Linked DNA regions of Mus musculus: all the other regions are linked to region 1. A link is a loop called in an ENCODE intact Hi-C map of the cell type or tissue named here. Cell type or tissue: left cerebral cortex. All regions are shown on one strand.

Region 1 (8,000 bases):
TAAAATAAGATTTTCGATTTAAAATTTAAAAACTAAGCTATATGAAATTGAAACGATATTAAAAGGTTATAAATAACTCAAAACCTGTCACTTCCTAAGTATTTTATTATATTTTATAATTATCATTGCTTTTGAACTTGTCTGAGACTAATATATCTCTGAGATAGAAATATCACATACTCGCATTCCATTATGCACCTCTTCCCAACTTTGTATCCAGCAGCATACAGTTGGTAGCTTGAATTTGTCCATGATGGGAGTATTTACACCATAGGAAAGGGTAACTATCAAAGATTGCAACCACCTCTCTCCCTCGCCCTCTCACTTTCCTACTCCCTCTCTCTCGGTTTCTCGTCTATCCTTAAGCATTTACCAACATCTCACTGGTAGTATCTGTTGAATAACTGCATAGAGAAAACAATCGCTGGGAAACCTGCCTAGCACGCACATCTTTTCAAACCTCCCTTGACGAAAGCACACGGCATGGAGCATAGACAGAGACCACCACAAAGTGACTTCCCCATCTCCTTTGCTCCAGGGAAGCCCTAATATTAAACAGCGTTCTCTTGACAACTGAAAACCCTGGTTAAACAGAAATAGAATGGAAGTGTTTTCCTCTAGGGCTTGGTTTCTGAGCCAAATGCCTGTCTTGCCATGAGGCCTCTGTGGCCTGCAGGGGCTGGGGGAGTCAACTTAATCTTCTGCAGAATCCAAAGCAATCCACAGGAGCCTGCCCTAAAATTGCATCTGCTCTGGTTTGCCGAATGGAGACTAAATGATAGCCAAATGGCGCTGATTTAATGTTTCCCAACAACCAGAAAATCCCCACAAGAGAGATAAATCAGAGGATGCTGGTCTGCATGTGCACGGGGTGGGGGTAGCCAGGGCAGCCCCATGATGGAAACCACCGACAGAGGGCTGGTTACTATCCAGGCAGAATCCAAAAGTACTGTACATGTCAGAAGGCTGGATCATAGCCAGGATCTGAGGCGCTGAGATCTGTTAGTAATTCACTGGAAGGACAAAGTTCCAGCAATACAAAATTCAATTGTCCTCCATTAAAGAAAGCCTCTCTCAGTACCAGCTGAGTACAATTGATGAATAAATCCCTCCCATTAGTGGAAAGATAATTTCACATAAATACATCGGGAGACCTTCAGAACAGGACTGGAAGTCTTTGCTGAGCCTCACCTGATTTACTGGTTTGCCATGTAATTGCATTTAGACCAAGGGCCTCAGAAGGAAAACACTGACTGAATTAGTATTAGCCAGACTGTGCAGAGTGAGGTGAGGTGAGGTGTGTGGTGGTGGTTTGGGGATGGGGGTGGGGGAGCAAGGCATGTGGTGCATTGTGGATAGTTGTTGTTGCCTTCAGAAAGGACAAGCTGACACGAGTGAGACCAGCTGCTTACAAGCCTGGTGTTAATTGCTTTTCTCATCAAACAGAGAAAAGTTTATCACTTGAGGGAAGTAAGGATCTGGGTGTCTAATAAAGATGGGCTAGAACTTGAGGATTTTTTTCATTAGTGCCCACAGGCCTTATTAGTAGCTCTTTCATAGGCCAGAAAGAAGGGTGGGCCTGAACCGGGAAAATGAAGAGAAGGTGAGCTCCTTCATTTTTGCCTGAGACGGGTCATCAATGGCTGTTTCCACAGTATCCTGATCTCGCAGAGCACTCACCTGAACCGGCATCTTCACTCCCATTCATTGCTCCTTCAGACACACCAACAGATCTAGCATCTAGCCTAGAAATGGAAGGTCCGCACTCCAGACTCCTGCAACCACCTTCCTGGTAGCCTTGTGAAAATATTAGTACCTCCCAATCTCCTCGTTACAAAAACGGAAAGGATCCTGACAACTTTCTGGATGGTTCCTTCAGAGGCTGATCAAATTGCCTTTGGAACCACCAGAGTTGGGGAGGAATTCTGTCACCATTACATCTAGGGCGGGTCTTCTTTTGGTTTGTTTCCTATTTTGAGGTCCTTAGGAAATGTCATCTACCAAATTATTCTACTTCTGAAACATGTGAAAACCACCCCTCTAGATGATTGCTAATTGCCCTGTTTATTTGCTCAGTCCTCTATTTTGCCCCTGTGACTAAGTACTCACTAGGCACGGTCCAGGCTCTGCACTACAGAGAAAGCCTTGCCACGCCCTCACACTGCCTGATGTCTGGGTGGAGAGGAGAGGGAGGTGCAGCTTAGCAGGATACCAAGGCCTTGGTGTGCGGTTTCGAGGGAGCGAGATGAGAGTTCTGAGCAGGAACTTCACAGAAGTCCTCTGAAGTGGGCGCTGAAGGACAAGACTGTTGGAGTGTGTGTAGAGATGACATTTTAGGCAGATGGGAGAACATTACACACGCACGGGCACCACACATTCTCCTGGAAAATGCAGGAAAAACGTATGGTTTGTGGTCTAGAATACAAGGGACAAAGGGGAGGGAGCTGGGAGTGGGAACAAGTCCCCAAGCAGATACTCCCAAGGGGGTGCTATCATCTATCCTTCTCTTCCCAATGCCAGGTAAAAGCAAGTATAGCCTCCATCCTGTTCTCCTGTGTTCTCACTTCCAGTAATAAAACCATGGCTATTGTTACTTACCATACCATTGTTACATTGTACCTTACCATACCACTGTTACATTGTACCAAGATGAAAAAAAAAAAAAAAGAAAACAAAACCAATAACAGCAAAAAAAGAGGTGCAAAGAACTGTCACATACCTGCACAAGCTCAGAGCTCTAGCAAGTAGCAGAACTGGGATTTGAACCCAGGCCACCTGACTCTGTTGTCGCATGCTTGACTATACCCTGTTGTTCCCTGGAGTCAGCCTTCTCCCCTCACAGTAGATGACAGCCCTAGTGAAAAACTTGAAAACGTTCCCCCAGAGTGATTCTCTCAAGGACACATTGATACCTCGAGACGTGATTTTTTTTTTAAAAAAGAGATTATTGTTTGTATGAAGTGAACACGTGGGGCTCCTGGATGTTAGTCATGTCTAGATGACCAGTCTTCTGGCTATGACTTCTGGGGCTTCCCTGCAGACTGTGAAAAGTATCTCATGGTCTTCTCTCTTCTCTTCCCACAGGCATGCTTGTGTCATCCGTGGACAAGTGATGACGTCAGATGGGACCCCATTGGTTGGCGTGAACATCAGTTTCATCAATAACCCTCTCTTTGGATACACAATCAGCAGGCAAGATGGCAGGTAGGAGACCCTTTGTGGGCCAGGGAGAATTAGGCCTGAGAGTTAGGAGCTGTAGTCTTGCAGCATAGCTGCCCTGGATCGATTATGTGGACAGAGGGTCAGACCTGGACCCAGACAGCCTATATTTTAACACCCCGCTCAGCCACCTACTGTCTCCTGACCTGCACCTGCCTCCGGCCTCTGTCCCTTTGACTGTAGATGTGACACCTTCTTCTCATGAGGATTTCACATAAACAGAGGGTTCCTTATCCATATTATGCTGCCCAGTGACTCGTGGAAATACTCTCGTGAATCTACTTTATAATGGATAAGATGGCTCCTTGGAATCTAACCATTCGGTTTCTACCTTTCAGTTGCTTAGAAGTGGCTCCCATAGAAGCCATTTAGGCGATAGCAGAATTCTATCCTTTTACTTTCCCTGAGAACCATCAACAGCATGTAGTAAAGCTAAGGTTTCCTTTAAGGAATGGCCCTAGACCTACCCCCACCGTGTGACTAAAGTATGCTTGGACAAATATTGCCTCTTCATCTGAAGCATGATTCTAATACCATCTACCTCATACACTAGGAATGGATAGGACAGTACAGTGGCTAAGGAAGCACCTAGCTATAGTTCCTGTCTAATAAACCATTGTTTCCTGCCACACAAGAATTCACTTCCTAGTGTGACACGCAGTAAGTAAATAAATAGTGGGTATAAAAAAATACTAATTATTACAAGTTGTTGAATAACGAGGACAGAGTAACACAAATATTTCAGAGCAAAAGAAGGCAAGAGGAATATTTAGGCTGTCGGTGGTGAGACGTCCTCTATTTTTAATGAAATCAGGTGATGTCAGTCCATCTGGCTGAGCGTGGGCCCATAAGGTTGATTCCTCACTCAGTGTTAGAAATTATGCTCCAGCCTGATTGATTTTAGCACCTCTTTAATCCAATATCAGATGTGAGCATGTCCCAGCCGAGGTGATAATGAAGCAGGACTCATCTGTTTGGAGACATGTGTGCCTCTTAGACAGCTTGGCAAGCTTGGTGTACGGAGTCTCCCCTCCTCCACGGCCCTGGGAAGGGCACAGCTAAAAGGGGTCTGTGCCAGTCTCCAGGGAGTAGACTGGCCAGGCCAGGCCACTGTTCCCTGCCCTGAACGGTTTCTGCCAGAGGCCCCTTAGCAAACACCCACCCATGCATGAAGGAGCTTCCTTTCTTGATTGTGTCTGTCTTCGGGTATGGATTGTACAGAAATGGCAGCCGTGGGAACCCTAGGCCATGGGTATTCTTAGTACGTTATCGCCCACAGGGGAACAGTCATCCAAACAGGAGCTTTTGGAGATTGTTCTTTTTGCCACAAAACTTTCCACATAAAAGAGCAAACCATCAGTCAGTAGGCCCCTCTGGGCTTGCTCAGACTAGGACCATGAACTACACCACAGTAATCCTACATGTTGTGACCTTAGGAATCACCTATTCTTTGACATCTCTGGGCTACGATTTCCCCATTTGTGCTATGCTGGCCCTATCTACTGTTTCTTGAGGGCACTGAGCACCAGGAGGGAGGCTTCCTGCATCAGCCTCCCACACTGTGACATAGAAAAGGTGCTGCTTAGAGCTTGCATTTCAAATAAGTCCTCGCCCATGCACCATGGGCCTAAAATGTTCTTTCCAACACAGACATAATGTATGGGAACGTTATCACTTGTTCCCATAGTGTGTGAAACTCCCTCTGTTGTACATGAACAGGGAGCATCTGGCCCACTCCACTCCTCCTTCCTTGGCTCAGTTTCGCTTAAGCCTGGTTTATAGGAGAGGCCACAAGGCTAAAGATAGTCAGCAGGTGAGAATGAGTGCATGTGTGCTGGAGGCCTAGGCTACATCTGACTCACCAGTACAATCTGCGGTTTCTAGGCAGCACCAGGACACTCTCACCAGTTCCCTACCCACAACTTCACACACACACACACCACTTGATGTCAAATGTTAACAGTAACTCATACACAGAAAGCAGTAACAAAGAAAATACTCAAAAAGATGGAAAATGCAAGTCATGAAGAAAAACCAAGAGACCTAGAGACAAGAGAAGCGGTTCAGGCTCACTGACTTGAAGTGTGGGGTCGTGCTGAGCGAGATGCCCAGGGAACAAGTGGCATCCTGGGCTTGCCCATCCATCACTCCAACTAATTAGTAACCTTGCCAAATGGTTATGATGCTCAGCCTAATTTTATAGACGGAGAAACTGAAGCTTGGAAAGGTGGTATAACTCACCTGTAATGTGAGAGTGGTGTTTGACCAACAAGAGATAGGCTCCATTTGAGAACCAGGCCTTCCCTCTGGGGTCAAGTCCATGTTCACATCTACATTAGGGTTTCCCAACGAGATGAGTAGGCCTGGCCTTGGCCTGTTGCACTCAGCCCCTGGCATGGCCAGCTGCTCTGGCCTGCTCATAGCCTTGAAGAAACGTCTTTTCTTGTTTGTCATCTCTCCCTCCCTATAGGCTGCCTCTCTTGAACCAAGCTTTTGAGTCCAGCCAAACTTGTGTTTGGCTGTTAAAAAACCAAATTAATACAGACACTCATTCGTTATGTGACAGGAATACCACCCCGTAAGTGTTTCCTCTAGACGGTGGGTGTTCTCTTAGAGAACATACCCTGAACTCTTAGACTACAATAAATGCCCACCCTTGGTGTTTCTCCATCATCCCTTTCTGAAGGATGGTGCCATCTAACTTCTAAACATTAACATAAAAAGGGCAATGTGCAGTTAAGTATGTGGAAAACTCCCGCAGAAAGAAGAGTCTGTCTTTGGGGTTTGAGAAACCATAATCAGGGTCATCTACCATGAGCAGAATTTGCCTCTGGGACAGGATGGTTGAATACAAGATCCTTGCAACCTCTAAGGAAGGGAAGAGTGAACTGGGCAGCCAACGCTAACCAAAGTTGTGTGTGTCAAGGTAAACGTGAGATCCTGTGTTGAGGGGTCTCACAAACCAGCGACAGAGATAATCACTGGGTTGATCTGAGTCGGTAGCTAAGGCAAGAAGGGACTTGCGAATTTAGCAGCCATTTAAGAAGAAATGGTAGTGTCTCATGTATTCATTCTGTAAGCTAAGTGTCCCTAGAAAGTCAAGAAAATGGGTGTCCTAGGCACTGTAACAATTATAGTGCACTGCAGCATAATCTGTCAGGAGTCTCTGTGACACAACAGACCCCTAAGAGGAAACAAGAATCCTGCTTGAGCAAGGCTTTGTCGTGGCAGGCTCAGCAAGCATGCCCTACCTAGCTGGGCATGATAGCACACACCAAAAATCTCATATCTTTCGAGGCTGGAGCAGAAGAATTATTAGTTGAAGAGTAGCCTGGTCTACACAGAGAGGCTCTGTCTCAAAAAATAAACCCACAAAGCTAAATGTACCACCTAAGAAGACTTTGTCCAAGGAGGTATTACAGTGGAAGAGAGCTGGCAGACAAAGCTACCGGTCTCCGGTCACCATAGCAGATAAAAAAAAAAAGCTCAATACAAGAACAAGAAGGAGAGAAGCCCAGATGTGTTCCAAAAACTAAAGTCTTAATGGCCAGAATTACTCAAAGATGGACCTGCCCTCCTGTGGCTACAGCAAGCTCTTGGGGACTCGATCTGTGCAAGTGTGAAATGAACAGCCCCTTGCTGGTAGTTCGGTAGCAGGGACCAGCCCTTCACATTGGGAGAGACATGGGAACATGACCACTAAGTTCATTTCTGGGGGCTCAGCTACTACATGGCTTCAGATTTTCTTTTTAGAAAAAAAAAAAAAAAGCAAACTCTAGGCTGGATTCCCGTACACCAAACACAGGGCTTGAAGTGACAGCCAAACACTGGTCTTGGCTAAGCAGACCTATCCTGCAGGATATGTGCCACACCTTGATTTCCAGCCCCTGTACCCATAACCTGAGCTCTCCTAGCCTCTGATCATGTGGCTATAGAACAGAGGCTGGCCTCCCTAGAGGGCTGGCAACTGGCAGAAACATTAAGGTATGCAAATGGGAACTCACATTCCTTGACTTTCAAAACTGAAAGGCTCACATCATGGTTTATAAAGGCAATGCCAGGTAAGGTTTATCTGCATGTGGTAGGGACTGAGGTGCTAGATTCCCAACAACTGCTAGTATGTTTCTGGGGGAGTCCTATCTGGGAGTAAGGTACTTAGGGGTAAAGCAAGGAGGATTTTTATCTACATGCTCTCACACAAACCTGAAACAAGAGGCCCAGGGTAGAGCTGTCTGGGGCAGCAAAGGGCCTGGAGAACACAAAGCCAGAACAAGAATCAGGAGCATGCATTACTGCTCAGAACACCCTTAAAGAGCCATGAACCGAATCTGGGCTACTGTCTCTGGATGCTTTGTAGCAATAATCTCATTTCAGCTGGACACTTGGGTTTGCATTTCTCCTTGCACTTACAAGATACTGTGGTTCTAATTACACAATCTCAAACTGCTTAGCTGCTTAGGACTTCAGAACAACCCCTTTGAGAGATGGACAGACGACCCAATGGAGAAAGTACTTCTGTATAAGCATGAGAACCTGAATTTGGATCTCCACCACCCACATAAAAGCTGGGAGGGAGAGACATATGGATCCCAGGGGCTTACTGAGCAGCTAGTCCAGACAAAACTACAAGCTCCTGGTTCAATAAGAGTCTTGTCTCAGTGCCTGGACCTGGTAGTGCATGCCTTTAATCCCAGCACTTGGGAGGCAGAAGCAGGCAAATCTCTGAGTTTAAGGTTGGCCTAGTCTACATAGTGAGCTCCAGAACAGCCAGGACCATAGAC
Region 2 (8,000 bases), 66 kb before region 1:
AAAAATGTGTTTTCCTCACTTTGGCCACTACGGAGGACTTTTGGCAGGTGAGAAGCAGGTTTGAGGCTTGCAGACTTCGTAAATCAGTCTTGAAAGTGTATGGGAGCCATCTGCAAGTGGATCCTGCTGAGTACAGCTAGTTGTCAGTGTCTATTGGAGGGATACCTGTGCCTTCAGCTGAGAAGGACTGAGCGGAAGCATTTTAGAGCTGGAAGACCATCGAGTGAATGCTTCCAGCGATAGCATCAAGAGTAGGCTGAGACCCTTCTGTGGATTCGATTCCAGGGTAAATACGCAAATGAATAACGTCCGTTTCTAAACTCCAAGGTTCATGGTCAACAACGTTGAGGATATGGTGTTTCCATAGTGATAAGGACTTGGTCTGCTTACGCTGCCAAAAAGTCTTCTCAGAGATTAGGGCTTTAGAATTAGCTCTGGAAGAAGGAACAGAAGTTGCAAACAGGGACAGCTGCTGTGGGAAGAATGATCACAGAGGAGCTAAGAAAAGGAAGGCCCACCACGCCCATGGCCCCCAGCCATTGCAGAGCACAAGGAGACCCAGAAACCAGCCCTCTGCCTCTCTGTGCTGGGCTCCTGCACCAGGGCTGGAGGAGGCGGCCCTCCCACGGTACAGTGTACGGTAGCTTAAAGGGAAAGTCACCTGGCCTTGAACTTTACTCAGACTCTTGGATTTTAAAACAAAATTCAGAATGGAATTCCCTGAGTGACGTTTATTTAGAAATGTATTTAGGAAGCCAGTACTGATGTAAACACCTCGGGACGTGGGCCTTTCCAGGCGAAGAGATGCTCAGAACCCACAAGTCTCACTCACTCACAACCCAGACAGCTCACTTAGCCCTGGAGGGAGGCCACATGTTGGAGTGGTGTCTCTTACTCAAGTTCAGGCAGTTCTAGAATGTTCTCCCCTCCCACTGGCCCCTTTGCTGCCTTCACTGGTGACCCTGCTGTCCCAGAAGCCTGCCTTGCTCAGCCCCTGGCTTCTGCTCTCGGGTGAATCCCTACAAGGCCTAGAGAAGATGCCTCATGGACTAAGGATCAAACTCGGGGCTTCTGTGAGAGCGGTGTGTGCTCTTAGCCTCTGAGCCTCCCTCCAGCCCTGAGGAAGCCCTTTCCATCCATACCTCCCGTTCCTCTTCTGGGTCCCAGGCTATTGCTCAAGCCCTCTCCCCCAGTCGTTGCCCTTGTACATCCCAGAGCACTCTGCGGCATTTATGTTTTGATGCCCTCGCATTCCAACTAATCTCACTATAATTCCTGCTATTTTAGAACAGGAAGCAGTCCCCGGGAGTCACTTGTGCCATCGCCTTCATCATAGAGAGCAGAAAAGCAGGGTTCAGAGAGGGAAAGAAAGTTGGTTTTGGTCATACTGGAAGACTGGAGCCCAATACATGCCCCCTTATCCTCAGGGAGAATGTTTTTTTTCTCTGCCATGCTGCTGACCAAATGACAAGTCACTTGTCACTGTTCAAGTCTGAAATGGCATTGTCACTTTTATAGATGCTTTTATTATTATTATTATTTAGTTGTTCGTTCTGAGAATAATTTAAATAATATATGTGGAGGGTGTGTACATATGAATGCAGTACCTATAGGGGCCAGAAGAGGGCACCAGATCCTCCGGAGCTGCAGGGACAGGCAGTTAGGAGCTTGTGAGTACTAGGAACCAAGCAGTAGCCCTCTGAAACGCTACTTCATGCTCTTCACCACTGAGGCTGAGCCATCTCTTCATCCCCCAGTCTTGGTCTCTTGATGGACTCCTGTGAGCTACGGCAAACTGATTCCTCAGTTCTTTTTGCACTCCCGACTCTAACTCTTCTCCTCTACATTAACTCTTACTCTCCCAGCTCACTCTGCGACCTTGGGAACCGATGCCCATCCTCTAGGTTTCTTTTCTGTTAAGTGAGCACATTGAGCTTAGTGGTGATTTGGAATCCTTTAACCTCTGAAAGTTCTAGAATTCTCTGCCCTTCATTCGTTTCCCTGCCTCTCAGGGCATTGCTTCAGGGCCCTGGCTTCTGCTGTGACGGGAGTTCCTGCAGGCTCTAAAGAGTATGGCATCATGGAAGGATGCTAAGTTTGGAGGCCAAAAGCCTGTGTTCAAATTTTGCCTCTGTAATTAGTAGCTGTGGCCTCCTGCAAATTGTTTTATCTCTCTTGGCTGCGTTTTCTTTCTAATGAAATGGGAACAACCATACTTATACTTGTCAGATATGGTGACATCAGAGAGGTTTATGGAACTCCATGGCCCCAAGCCGGTGTTCTCGGCATAATTGTATCTCTGTCCTGTATCCCACATTATTGACAAATGACGACTTCTGTAAATACTCTATTTAGTAATTAGAGCAACAAACTGCTTAAAATTTTTTTTATTAAAATCTTTCTGAAATCCATTGTGCTTCCTTGACATGTCACGCAGAGTATTTGTCAGAGGGACTCGGGGAGTCAGAGGAAGTTAACAGTCCATCTCCATGGCTGGGCATGGGGCTGAGTGGGGAGAGAAGGAAAGGAATATGTGCCTTTCGGCAGAGCATGGATTTCTCCCGCAGTCAGTGAGGACTATTGAAGAGCTCTTATTAGCAGAGTCACAGCATCAGGTTCACCTCACAGAGATCAATCAGGCTGTCGGGTGAATAAATCAGCGAGTGGAGAATGCTAAACGCTCACCCACAGACTGCCATAGAAGAGCCAGCCGGGGAGGGGGGAGGGGGGAGGGGGAGGAGGAGAAGAAAGGGGGAGGGGAGGCTGGATGGATTCATGGAAAACAGAGCCAGATGAAGGCTCACTTGTGCGCTCATGCGATGGAACTACAGATAACCACCGCTCGCAGGTCATACCGCTTCCTCCCAACTGTGTGTGGCTGCAGCACTGACACATAACAAAGAAGATCCGTTTGAGCCGGGCATGGTGGCGCACGCCTTTAATCCCAGCACTTGGGAGGCAGAGGCAGGCAGATTTCTGAGTTCGAGGCCAGCCTGGTCTACAGAGTGAGTTCCAGGACAGCCAGAGCTACACAGAGAAACCCTGTCTCAAAAAACAAAAAACAAAAAACAAAAAAAAAGAAGAAGAAGAAGATCCGTTTGGTTTATAAATGCTCGGAGACTGACGAGGTGACTCAGTAGATAGAGCGCGTGCCTACCATACACAAAGCCTTGGGTCCCATCCTCAGTACTTCATGGAGTGGGTTGAGGTTATGCACGTCTGTGATCCCAAGATTGAGACAGGAGGATCCAAACTTCAAAGTTATCTTCCATTACACAGCAAATTCAAAGTCACCCTGGACTGCTTGAGTCCTGTCTTAAAAAAAAAGAAAGAAAGAAAGAAAGAAAGAAAGAAAGAAAGAAAGAAAGAAAGAAAGAAAGAAGAAGGAAGGAAGGAAGGAAGGAAGGAAGGAAGAAAGAAAGAAAGAAAGAAAGAAAGAAAGAAAGAAAGAAAGAAAGAAAGAAAGAAAGAAAGAAAGAAAGGGAAAGGAAAGGAAAGGAAAGGAAAGGAAAGGAAAGGAAAGGAAAGGAAAGGAAAGGAAAGGAAAAGAAAAAACAAAAAGTATGTGTGCATGTTTGACCCCGGGCTCTGTAGCATGAAGCCATCTACACTTTCAGCTCTCCCTCTCTTCTCTTCCAGAATCAGTGGATAACTGCCCCAGCAACTGCTATGGTAACGGTGACTGCATTTCCGGGACCTGCCACTGCTTCCTGGGTTTTCTGGGCCCTGACTGTGGCCGAGGTAAGCATTCACATGAGCATAGTGGTAACTGCTTCCCAGACCCTATGGCTAGCTGGGGTGCACATCTCAAAAGGAACTTAGGACTCACGCTGCCTCCTCATGTACCCAAGAAATACTACAAGAGCAATTCTTCAGTGGCCTGACAAAGGCAGTTTGGCAGGTAGAGAGAGCCAAGTCCTGTCAGTCTTTGTTATCCAGCTATGGGTAACACACATGGACAGGTCAGGACTGGAAGGACCGTGTTCCTTCCTGGGGTACTGAGGGAGGCAATGAGGGACCCTTTGAGAAGTTGATTCCCTCTTTAAAGGGACCATCAGCCTCTGTCAAGCACCTTCTCCGCCCTTCCTCTCTGGCCTGTGGATGGGAAGCATATGGAACCCCTTCCACTTCTACACAACCCAGACAGAATCTCAGCTAAGACACCAGCAGATCCTGGAGGCCTGGCATAGCTTCTCACACACCATATATACTGCTAAAGACAGCAACAAATTCTGAGATGACCTGAAGGCTACCTGAGACCTACTGTGTGCTTTGGGCCTTCATTTCTGTTCTAGAAACATGAAGAAGGAAACATCTTGAGATCTGTGGTCCTGAGAATTTGATATTCCCCAGAGAAAGCCCAAAATGGCCTCTTGTCTGGGTTTCTCCATCTCTCTACCCAGAAACCTCTGGCTTTGGGTCCATTTAGGAGTTGTCCTGTGCTCGATACTAGGCTTATCCCACTGCCCAGGCCTGGTGCTCTCAGGCCATTCTGAGAGAGTAAACCATCTGTTATAAAACAGCATTAGAATACCTGGAATAGAGGCAGCAAGGTTAAGTGTGGCTGTCTTTGCTAGGCAGGCAGAATATCCACTCAGAAAGGTGGAGAAGAAATGGGGTAGAACCAGAGTCTAAGGCTTGTGGAATTCAAGAACAAAAGTCAGAAATGATTTCCAAGGCCAAGGGAATAGCATCCTACAAATCCCTCCTAGGGTGTAGTGCTGGAGACTCCGCCTACTTTAGCTACTATGAAATAGGCTTGCCCTGAGACTGCCAAGCTGGGAAGCACAGCGATTGCCTGCTGAGTGTTCTAAAAAGAAAAGACACCAGGTGGGGCCCAGCAAAGGAAGTGCAGAGAGAGCCTAGTCATTCCTTCTAAGGAGAATTACCATCTCATCTCAGACGCATGCACTCCAGGTTAAGAGTCATGTATAAAACAGCCTTATTGTATTCACCGTGAGACAGGTGAGCACTTGTACCACAATGCAATATAGCTTATTTTTAGATAGTACCCTTCATAGAGATGATCCCAAAACCTTGATACTAAGAGACAGAATGGAAAGATACTTCAAAGAGCTAAGTTGGGCTCAGCTCTTTTTGTTGGAGGGCTGTGATGTAAGAGGCTGGAATGGGGACCTGGAAGACAAGGGAAGCAGAAGCCAGGGTTAAAGACAACAGTTAGTGGTGATGCAGTGGGGGGGGTGGGGGGGGAGTGGTGACAACAGAGGGCTATCAGGAGAGTGCCGGGAGAGGCAAAGCAGGCAGCCAGGAGCCCCAGATACTATCTTTTCTACTGATAATAAGAAACAGATGGCAGTTTCCTTTCTGAAGCTCCTGGCAGCCAGGGCGCTCCATCTGAATCAGAGGAGGCCAGAGAAGCCAGCAGCACCCCGTGCCAGCCCCCAGCCGCATGCCACACACCTTCTCTTCCAACCCCAGAGGTGCTTAAGCTGCAATGAACCATCGCAGGGGAAGTGGGTGATGGGTACACAGGGGAGTTCACTACCAATCAACCGGTGTGATCAGCCGAGCGGAGGGGAGAAGAGAAGAGACACCCATGACAGGGTGCTGGGAAGCGACTCACCCAGGCTTTTGGTACTGTCTCTTCAGCATCCTGTCCCGTGCTGTGCAGTGGGAACGGCCAGTACATGAAGGGCAGGTGCCTGTGCCACAGTGGCTGGAAGGGTGCCGAATGTGACGTGCCTACCAACCAGTGTATTGACGTGGCCTGCAGCAGTCATGGCACCTGCATCATGGGCACCTGCATCTGCAACCCCGGCTACAAGGGCGAGAGCTGCGAGGAAGGTGAGATTCAGCCAGCCTGCCTCTAAGGTAGAGGCCAACCTGCTCTGTGGAATGGCTTTCAAAGACTCCTGCTTTGAAATCTGACAGAGCTCTGAGTCCTAGCTCCATCTCCTCCATAAAGCCAGGCTACCTTCCCCAGGGGGCCACTGTGAGGGCTGAACGAAATAGCCCATATCAAGCACTTAGTTCGGTGGCTGACACCTAGTAAATGCTCCATAACTGTGGCTCTTATATCAGTAGCGTTATTCGGGGACAGCCAGGCTTCGGCCTCCTTCACCCAGGGTTTGGAAATGGATGGGCTTTACCGTTTGCAGCCGATGGGCAATGGATACACTTGCTACCACCTCCTATTTCCTACCAGCCAGCACCGAGGCTCCTTCCCCAGTGGGGCAGAGAGGTTCCGAGGAAGGCTAGTCTTCTAAACCCACTTAGTATGTGACAGAGAGCCTGCATTTACAGCACCATTTTCTCTTAAAAGAGAGAATGTTAACAGACCTAAAGTAAGAAGCCAGGCGGGATCAATGTCTGAAAGGCATTTCCTGTCTCTGTTACTTATAGCCCTTCAGTGAGCCACTGAGTACTGGTGCAGACCTTAGCTTTGGAGGTGCCGGTAGCTGTTGAAGGAAGATGGCAGCCTGCAGGACATGAGGATCTTCCTTAATTCCCTTTCCTTAAATCACGTGAGGTGAAGACCCTGCGCAGAAGGGTCTAGTAGGAGAGATTCCTATTAGAACAGTGGGATGTTTCACCTGAGCATGTCCATGTGGCATTCTCCAGACAGAAGGACACTGGACAGTGGCCCACGGCTGTGGGATATTTTTTTTCAAAGAGAAAGAAGTAACGTTTAGAGCTCTGATTTACGTTATCCATTTGAAATGAAGTGTTCCTCCTCCTGTTCTCCTTTCTGAAGAGGGCCATCTGGGACTGATCTCTTTTATTATTTCTCGTTCTCTGCTAAAACGTGTTTGTACAGTCTCATGTTTATAATAATGTTTTGGGGGCCTCCTTCCTCCCTCCTCCTCCCCCTCCTCCCTGGGCTCCACGGCTAACGGGTTTCCCGTTTATAAAACATCAGCTAACAAGCTTACTTTTTTTCTCTCTCTCTTCCTTCTGAAGTTTATAGCTCCATATTTTTTTTAAAGCCTGAGAGAAGGCAAAGGCAGGAGGCTTGAAGGGGGACCAGGGGAGGGGCAGGAGAGTGCAGACTCAGATCTTTTGGAGTGAAAAGTGAGACTACGCTGCCTTCCCAGTCCTGAAGGGCATCTAGTGGCTTGTGTGGTCACTGAAGCATGGAGCATTTGGGGGTTGGGGTAGTAGGGAGCCTGTGTTTGCAGCCTGGCCGTGTGGGCACCGTCCTCCATTAATGAGCTAAGCTTCTGCAAGGAATTTTGGCTCTGTGAAAGAGAAAAGGGGGACTGTCTGGTATGCCTTCTAGAAAGAATCTAAACCAAGTTAGCCCACCTCCCAAGCACCTACTCCCTCGCAGGCCTGCTGGTACCTCCTGCATTACACATAGCTCCCAGGAGATAACCCATGTTCATGAGGCTGTCTCGGTGTGAGGGAAGAAGAGAGTTTTATCCTTGGAACTATCCTGTCACCCACAGGCCCAGGAGGAGGCAGACCCAGGCCACTCAAAGCCTCCTTGGCAGAAGGCTACTGTAGCACAGGTAACAGCCCTCAGTTGAGGATCAGAGCTCAGGGCCAATGGCATTCATCAAGTCTAGCCCGGGTGCCAGGAGCTCCTTGTCCCTGTCACACGGAACTCTGTGAGCTTCCCTATGCTTCTCAGGTCACCTGGAAGCATGGAGACCAGATTCTTAAAGAGAAGGCCTCTCATTAGCTCATCTTAGTCTTTATTCTCCTGAGACTATGGGGTTCCCTTTGCTGGTTCCCCGGTCCCTCTGTGTATGAAAGGACAGGTCTGCAATGACAAGTACACTTCACCAAAACTGATACCCTCCCAGGCTGCACTCAAGCATTGGATGTGTACAGGATCCACCCTGAGGGCACCCTGGGCTCCTCGGAAGCAGGGTCAGCCCAAAGCTGGGGCCAGGCATTCACAGGATGGGAAATGCTTTCCTAGGTCTCTTCGTAGGATTTGCCAAGTTGTTTGCTGTCAAGTTGGAAAGCTCTCTGAACCAAGGGAATTGCCACAGTAGTCTAATGGGCTGGAATAATCCTTCTGCGGTTCCGGG
Region 3 (8,000 bases), 270 kb before region 1:
TTATGGTGGCTCTTCCTACCTCAGTTAGTGACAGTCGAGAAACTCTTACACAGACGGCCAGACAGTCTTGATCCTCCCAGGCTGATGATGAGTATTAACCATTATAGTATGCCAAACCAAAAATAAAGAATAGAACATTGATAACAGGTAGGAGAACCTGCATTGAAAGCCTTCAGTGAACTGTATGTATCCTTCACAAATTCCAATGTTCAGGGGACATAATAATAAAAAATGGCTTATTTAATAATAGTATAATTATACTACTGAATTAAGTGCTATTAAAATTTATTTAATAATATATATTCTGCAGTAATTATTACAGGCCAAGTATAAATATACTCTTTAAAAACCCTTATTTTACCTTCTTGTCTCTATAAAACTGCTATGTTCTTTTGGAGCAGATAAGAAAATAGGAACTGAGACATGTTAGGCACCAATCATGCGATCACTAATTTAATAAGTGGCAGGGACCAAGTTCAAGCATAGATATCTGCATGACTCCACATTCTCGTCACTGCCTGGAGCACTGTTGACTTGCAGATGTCATGGATATTGAAAGACATGGCTGGCCAAGCTGTTTTCATGAGCCTAGAGTAAAACCTTTGTGACAAATTTGATGCATGTTCACAGACAGGGAATATACAGGAGCCCCAAAAGGCAGAGGGGAAGTTCCTCGGAGCAGCTATCATAGCTGAACCAAGTGAGCTGGTTGCTGCTGGGTATCCTCAGAAAGCAAGGTAAGGATTTGTCTATTGTTTGTTCCTATGTAGCTGGCTAATTAGTCTAAAAAGTGCCGCCCATTATTGATCAGTTTTGTATTCCACCACAATGATGTCTTAATGAAGCCCACAGTCTACAGCTCAAAAATGGGGTGAAAACTTTAAAGCGGATGTGATAGTTAACCTTGCTGTCCCCTTCGGGGGTACAGGACAGTCTCATGAGGGTATTCTTCAATGAGCCTTTTAACTATGCCTCATGGTTAAATGCATCCTTTTTTCTTTACATTTAACCTTTTTCACAGGTCTGTGTATGTCTTGGCAAAACTGTAGCATATGCATCTTCATGGGTTCAGAGCCTGGACATGAGAGTCCATGAATACACATGGGTTTGAAGGTATTCATCATATATCCTGCCCATCATGCCCATTATTTGAGAATGCTAGCTAGAGATCCAGGAGAATGCAAGATATAGAACTCTTACACAGAATACAAGACTGAGTACCTCAGAACAACCCAATCCCCAAATCTCTCACCTTGCCACTTCTTTGCCACTCTGGATGAAAGAAGCCTGAGATGTAGGGTGGGCTCTTTCTGAAGTCTGCAGGATCCTTCCTCATTTCCCCCTGGCTTCTGATGAGTTGCTGGCCATTCTTACCATCCCTTGGCTCGCATCATGGCAGCCTCTGCCTTCTGTGACACGGCCGTCTCTCTATCAATGTATGCATTTATTTCTTGACAGTAAGGGCAGATTGGATAAAGGGGCCTCTAGCTCCAGTGCGACCTCATTTTACAATTCTAGCCATAGCAATCTTATTTTCAAATATGGCATGTGCTGAGGTCTTGGGCATAAGACATTAATGTGTCTTCTGAGGGAAAAACAGCCAGCCCCATTAGAAATGCCTGTTAGGCACCAGGCACTCTGGTAGGCACCATGATTTCCCAGGCAGAAGTAGGATTCTTGAATTCATGGGCCTCATGAACAGCAGGCAAGAAAGAACACTTGAGTCTGAATGGTGGACCGGTTGCCACTTCCTACAATGGACTCCAGGGACCCTGAAGCTTTTCCCTACTCAAGCCAAGTCAGACCTCCCAATCTATACCCCTTCTTGGTGACTCAGCCCTTCACGGGGGACAGGATGACCCCAGAACACATTCCTGCCTGGGACTACAGAAGTGACCCGGCAGCAGAGCCTGAGCAACATTGTGTGTGGCTGAGTACTGACCTGACAATGTGTCTGTGCTGAAACCACTGGATGCAAGCACCTGCAAGTGTCAAGGGAAGGTGCCCTTGACAGTATGTGAGTTACACCAATATACGTGTTCAGTGTGGAAACAAATTATGCCAGTGCTTGGGAAGTGTGGTAACAAGTGTGTATGGATTTGAGCATAGATGAGGGTGTGTGTGATGGAAGGTGAGGGTGGAAGAGAGAGAGAGAGAAAGAGAAAGAGAGAGAGAGAGTGAGGATTTTCTGTTAAATACCTGTTGTATTCTAGAATCAGCCAACAAGCAAAGATGAAGTCTTTTCTCCCATTATGGAAGGAATTAATAATTCCATTATGAAGACTTCCTAACTTTAAAAAAAAAAAAAAGCCATCTAGCTAGTGTTTGTTAATTAGGAACAGGTCCCTGGGAAGCTGCTGTACAGCAACACCAATAAATCACTCATTAACTGTCCATGGCTGCCTGCCTCCAAGTCAGCTGTATTGCAACTCCAGAGGGAGCTAGGCCAGGAAGATTTCCACTTCAGACCTGTCAGCTGGGGAGAGTTGTGTGTCCCCACCCAGTCCTCCTGTGGGCACTCCTAAGTCACACCAGGCCAGATAGGGCTGAGTCAGCACTCCTAGATTCCTAGACTTATGTCTGTCTCTGCATCCAGTCCTTCCAGTCCCCACTTGTAACATCACTGGCATTCCTGTTCTCTGGTCTGCCTTGACTGGTTCCATCTTCATCATGTTCTCTCCGAGCCCTGGTCATACGCTTCTCTAGTGTCTTACGGCTCCTGTGCCTGTACTTCTACTGACACCTCCCACCACAGACATGGTCCTATGGGTACTCCTCTTTAGCCAGTGCCAGCCAATGCTCATAAAGTAACAGCTACTAGCAATGCTTTAAATTCTTATCTTTATCTAAAACCACCATAACCTGGGGAGGATAAGTGGAGTAACTCTTAGTGAGAACAGAAACTTCTCTTGGGAGTGATGAGAATGTTCTAGAACCAGGTAGTTGCAAAAGTTGCATGACCTCCATCCAATGCTACTGATGTTTATGGGGACAAAAAAGGACAAAAAAAAAAAAAACAAAAAAAAAAAAAAACAAAAACATCCAAACAAATGAAAACAGAAGGAAAATCCTAGGACATCTTATCTTCTTTAAATATACTTACAGTTTGGTGTCTTGCAGGGCTTTGCAAAAGTATGCTTTACTGAGCAAAACCCTCAGCCATCACACATTCATCCATTAGATCGGTTCTTGGAATATGGAAGTGTTTGGGGTAGGAGGATTCAGGCTAACAAGCTGCAGAATACAATCTGTGCGGTCCTCCAAAAACTAAAACACTCCTTTCTATACTTACCTCTACTTTATATACAGAGAAACCTCCGAATCATGAAGCCATGGACCTTGCCAAAGTCACAGCATCCTAAGGAGCTCTGCTAGGATATGGATCTCAGCGTTTTGCTGTTGTGTGTGTTCAATGCCTTTAGCTTCCTCCTTGTTTCTGGCCCAGCACCAGCTAACTCCACCATAGTATGACTAAAGAGTAGGAAACACAGTCTTGATGAAGGTACCAAGGACTGTGGCTCCTCCTCCTCTGACCTGGAACTCTCCTGGCCAGCCTGCTTGCCTTTGGACGAGGGCCTTCCATTGAAGCACTTTCCAAATCAGGCTCTGTCTAACATCTTAGCGAGACATTTGTATGAGCACTCTGCCCTTCTGCCTAACAGGGACCTCAAAACCTGTGACGCTGGAATGAAATGCATTAGTATGTTTGTTTTTGAAAATACGTGGAATCTGTCTCAAATTTAGAACCTGCTTTTGTGCTCAACTAAAATGTGTTGAATGTTTTCGGGATAGTAACTCCAAAAATTATATAGTGATACTTGGTCCGATGAAACTATTATTTAATCTGGTATAGATAGGGGAAGGAACTGTCAGAACTGAAAGCCTTTGGCCTCGGGAGCTGAGGACTCTTCACCTTGGAGCCAAATCCAGATATAACCCTGGAAGCGTGCAGGGTTATAGTTTGGTAGAAAAGGGATAAAATGGGCCACCAGTTCCCCTCCCCAGGGCACTGAAGCAGACAGCAGCAGCTGCATGTAGTTTTGATTGTCATAAGTACAGAACTGTTTCAGAGACAAGAACCAAAAAGTTCAGTCCTACCCTGAGTCCAAACAGAGACCAGCGGAGCACTGTGGGGGAGAGGGGATATTGGGGTGCTAGCATGGGCTATTTTCTTTTGACTCTAGGTTTCAAGTTCCAGTTTCGAGACCTATTTGCCTATTCATTCCCGTATCCTTGGTACTGTCCAATGTGCCGTCAGTACCTATACCTGCAGGTCCGATTTTGGCAATTATCGATAGAAACAGTATTTCTGTATTTGCAAGCCTGCATTTGTGATGGAACAATTAGAGGCCAATCCTGGTGTTTCCGTGATTTAACTGGCTTTGCTTCTTCTGTTAGTCAGACTTTGCTCCGCATCGTCTCTCAAGGATCCAGAGTAATAGAGATTGCATTTTCTGCAGCAAATGGCTTTCTGGCTGCTTTTCACAGCCCATGGCTCTGCTTAGTCATATGGCTCTGCCTAACTACAAGGGAGCAGAGAAATGTGTAACTACATAGATGGGGGAAGGAGAGAATATGGATGCAGGTTGTGATATAGTTTTTGGCTGTGTGCAAGCACTAGACCAGTGATTCTCAACCTTCCTAACGCTGAAGCCCTTTAATGCAGTTCGTGTCATGGTGATCTCCAACCATAAATTTATTTTCAATGCTATTTCATAACTGTAATTTGGCTATTGTTATGAATCATAACCTGAATATCTATGTTTTCCAGTGGTGGTCTTAGGTGACCCCTGTGAAAGAGTTTCTGACCCACAGGTTGAGAACCACTGCTACCTTGCCCCATCTGGCCTATTATAACAAAATGACTTAGGCTGTAAACTATAAACAACAGAAAGTTATTGCTGGAAGTTCTGAAGTCTAGGAAGTGTAATATCAGAGGATCAGTAGATTCCTCGTCTGGTGAGGGGCCTACTTTCTTGGTTCCTTTTCTATGTCCTCACATGGTGGGAAGGGGAACAGTTTCTTCAAGCCTATTTTATAGATGCATTCATTCTAGAAATAAGGGCAGAGTTCCTATGACCTAATCAATTCCTTGGTGCCTTAGCTCTTCAAACTAAGAGAATGCCTGAAATTAGGTTTCAACGTATGAATTTTTCAGGGACATAAACCGTCAGGCCAGTTGGCAAGGCAACTGTGGTGATGCAGTGAGGGATGCTAGGGCATGACTGTAGAGAGAGATAATAAGCTGAGAGCTAGACATTGTTGTGTCTGAAGGACCCAAGGAACCTCTAAAGCCAAAGTGTTTGGGAAGCACTTGAATATTAGGGCCAGAGGCTTAGGAGAGTTTTCCCACTTTCCCTAGTGGCTCAGAAATTAAAGGTGTGGGGGTGACCTCTGGGGAGAATAGTGCTTGCCTCCGGGGATCTCAAATTACACATCGATCCCAATACCAGAATTGCTTTTTTAAATTGTGTGACAATCTGGGTGCCTTTGAAATGGAGTCACTTCCTGCTTGACACTTTCCTAAGGCCCAGTCTCCCCAGCTGGGAGAAGTCACAGCTCCCTGGGCTTCTGCCACCCCACCCATCCCCCAGCCCCCACCCCATCCCACCCTCCCGTGGGTGTTGGGATCCTACACTGTCATTGTTCAGAGGCAGAGTCCCGGGGGTGGCATTTGTTCACCAGTCCTGGTGCCCAGGTGCTCAGGTAGAGTTGCTTGAACAAATGAATGAGTTAATGACAAGCTATTCAAAACTACTGGATCCCTTGTGAGACCCAAAATAGTCCTTCCACACTGGAGAGGCTTTTTAATAAGTTATAACACAGCAAATTAAAATAAACATTTGTCTAAACTTCCACCAACCAAGTCTCCTGAGGGTTGAACACCTTTTCATCTACAAAGTGCTTTCAAAACAAGAGCTGATTCTCCCCCTCAAGGCCCCTGGATATTGTAAACAGTAAACACATTCAGAAATAGATTAGCATTCAGTAGCTACGTTGCTGCAGGCTAGTTTTACAGAACACCTTCTCGGGAAAGAAAAGTGAATTGTCTTTGGGATTTTTTTTTTTTTTGGTGGGGGGTGGGCAGCTTCCACATGAGGCAGGGGTTGTGTCAAAGGCTTACAGCATCGTGGTGTTATGCTCTCGAGGCACATGTAGGGCAGGCATTCTGCTTCCTGCTTTAGAGATTTCAAGCACTCTAAGGTTCCAAGTCATAACTTGTCCAAGGGCACGTAATGGATAGATGAAAACCAAGAACTTCTCTTAAGTTCTGCTAATGCCTCAACCACCGGCCTTCACCTCAAAGGTTTATTTCCCAACATTTGGTCTACAGATTGCCCAGACTAACAGCGTACAGGGGGTGAAGCATGGCCCCAGCCAAGATTTATTAGATGAGACTCTGGAGGGAGAAGCTCGGGAATGGCATCTTTAGCAAAGCTCCCAGAGTCGTCTTTGATCACCTAGACCTTATGCCCATAGCGTGTCTCACAAGCTGAGAGAGATGTCTGTCTAAAGGGATGAGAGGGGAAAATCAAAAGGGAATCACTGGGTCCAAACACCTCATGCCTCGTGTTGAGTTTGGCAGCTCAGCTCTGTGCACAAACCATGTGGCAACGGCTTCCTCCCCCTGCCTCTGCAGGCTGCGCCGGCCAAGATGGAAAGCTTCCTCTGTGCCCTGCTTTTCATGGCAAGCCTGGGTGGATGTTTTCTCTCCACTCCATATGGATTTTGCAATTAACTCACTAGAAAAGTAAATCACAGGGTGCCTGGAATAATGAGTGCAGTGAGCAGCAGACTGCAGCCAAGTAGACTGGGCCCGGATCCAGCATGACTAAGGTTGCTGGGCGGGCACAGGAAAAAGGCAGGAGGCTGGAGGCTAAAGGAAGGCAAGGGCTGAGGGAGGAGGAGAGCAGCCACTGGGGAAGATGGAGGACCTTTGTGAACGTGAGGTTTAGGTTCCGTGTTCCTGTCCAACTCGTAGGTTTCGGGTTACTCTGACTGGCCGTACTAATGATATCATTTTGCAGAAAAAGAAGCTGAGACCCAGAGAGACACCATTGCTCCCCAACTTTGAACTTTCCTAGGAAGCCTCCAAACCTATCTCCTGGCCTACAGGGATCTTTTCTCTCATGTAGTAACTAAGTAGGAAGAACCCCTTCCTCATTAGCCTGGGGACAACTGGGAGCCTGAGAGAGAGCTGATCTGGGGGGGGGGGGGTGTGCAGCTCCTCATCTGTGAAGTGGGATGGCGATTACTCCTAACTGACAGCTATCCAATCTGGTATCTTACAGAAGAGCATGTTAAACCCTGCGTGGCACACAATAGGACCTTTGAAATGCCACTCACCTTTAATGAGTGGTGGTTCCTTCACAGACAAAAATACCATTGAATGACACAAGGAACAGAGACATGAACAAGCTATCATAGGAAGTGGGGTTTCTAGAAGCCTTGTGGATCGAGAAGGAGATAAGTCATGGAAATCAAGAGCAGTGGCCAATGCCTCTGGTCATCCTAGAGACTGCTGCTGGTGCTGAGTCTACTGACTGGGAATCAAAAGGCCTAGGACACTGCCTTTCTTATCATCCTACTTCTCAATGGGCCGGTTTAATCTTTCAAGATGGTGGGTTGAGCCCATCTTTGCCTGGAAAGCTTACTGCACGGGCAGAACCATGAGATGCAACTTGACTCCACAGGCTCTAAGAGACACTCTTGGGTCAAGCTACTAGCCACTGCAGGGGAGCCATGGGCACACATGCACTTACCATGGGTTCTTTTTTCTTTATTTATGTTTATTTTCAGCAAGACTGAAGCCTGGGCCGGGGCCTTGTCTGTATAGTGCATATGGGCCACCACTGAGCTATATCTCTAACCCTCCTTTGCTTTTTATTTTTCGACCCCTAGTTTGCTCATGATGGCCTTTAATTCATTCTATAACCCAGGCAGCTCTTGACTAATAACCCTCTTGCCTCAGCCTTGCATGTAGCTGGGTTACAGGCCTG

Evidence for each region. Peaks named below come from ENCODE experiments on the same cell type or tissue, not always from the same donor. Only the 100,000 strongest peaks of a DNase experiment are listed, where the experiment ranks them.
Region 2: a loop joins it to region 1, with 4 times the contacts of the local background. A loop is called at or near these places in 2 of 42 quality-filtered maps.
Region 3: a loop joins it to region 1, with 7 times the contacts of the local background. A loop is called at or near these places in 2 of 42 quality-filtered maps.

Annotation. Positions count from the first base shown.
Region 1 is chr7:96,834,192-96,842,191 of GRCm38, forward strand. It overlaps Tenm4 (teneurin transmembrane protein 4), which reads left to right. Exons shown (of 33, transcript NM_001310762.1): 20 at 3,085-3,204. Among named protein-coding and RNA genes, the nearest start is that of Gm15413, 37 kb to the left of the region's middle. In left cerebral cortex, a CTCF peak has its summit at 896; DNase peaks (open chromatin) are centred at 952, 4,186, 4,470, 4,930 and 1 more place; H3K27ac peaks cover 6,628 bases.
Region 2 is chr7:96,768,365-96,776,364 of GRCm38, forward strand. Tenm4 (teneurin transmembrane protein 4) reads left to right here. Exons shown (of 33, transcript NM_001310762.1): 14 at 3,640-3,741; 15 at 5,611-5,805. Among named protein-coding and RNA genes, the nearest start is that of Gm15413, 29 kb to the right of the region's middle. In left cerebral cortex, a CTCF peak has its summit at 1,628 (motif pointing right); DNase peaks (open chromatin) are centred at 489, 1,659, 4,814 and 5,389; H3K27ac peaks cover 2,897 bases.
Region 3 is chr7:96,568,722-96,576,721 of GRCm38, forward strand. All of the region lies in intron 6 of Tenm4 (teneurin transmembrane protein 4), which reads left to right. Among named protein-coding and RNA genes, the nearest start is that of Gm15413, 230 kb to the right of the region's middle. In left cerebral cortex, no CTCF peak of the experiment used is centred here; DNase peaks (open chromatin) are centred at 3,315, 4,469 and 6,720; H3K27ac peaks cover 1,111 bases.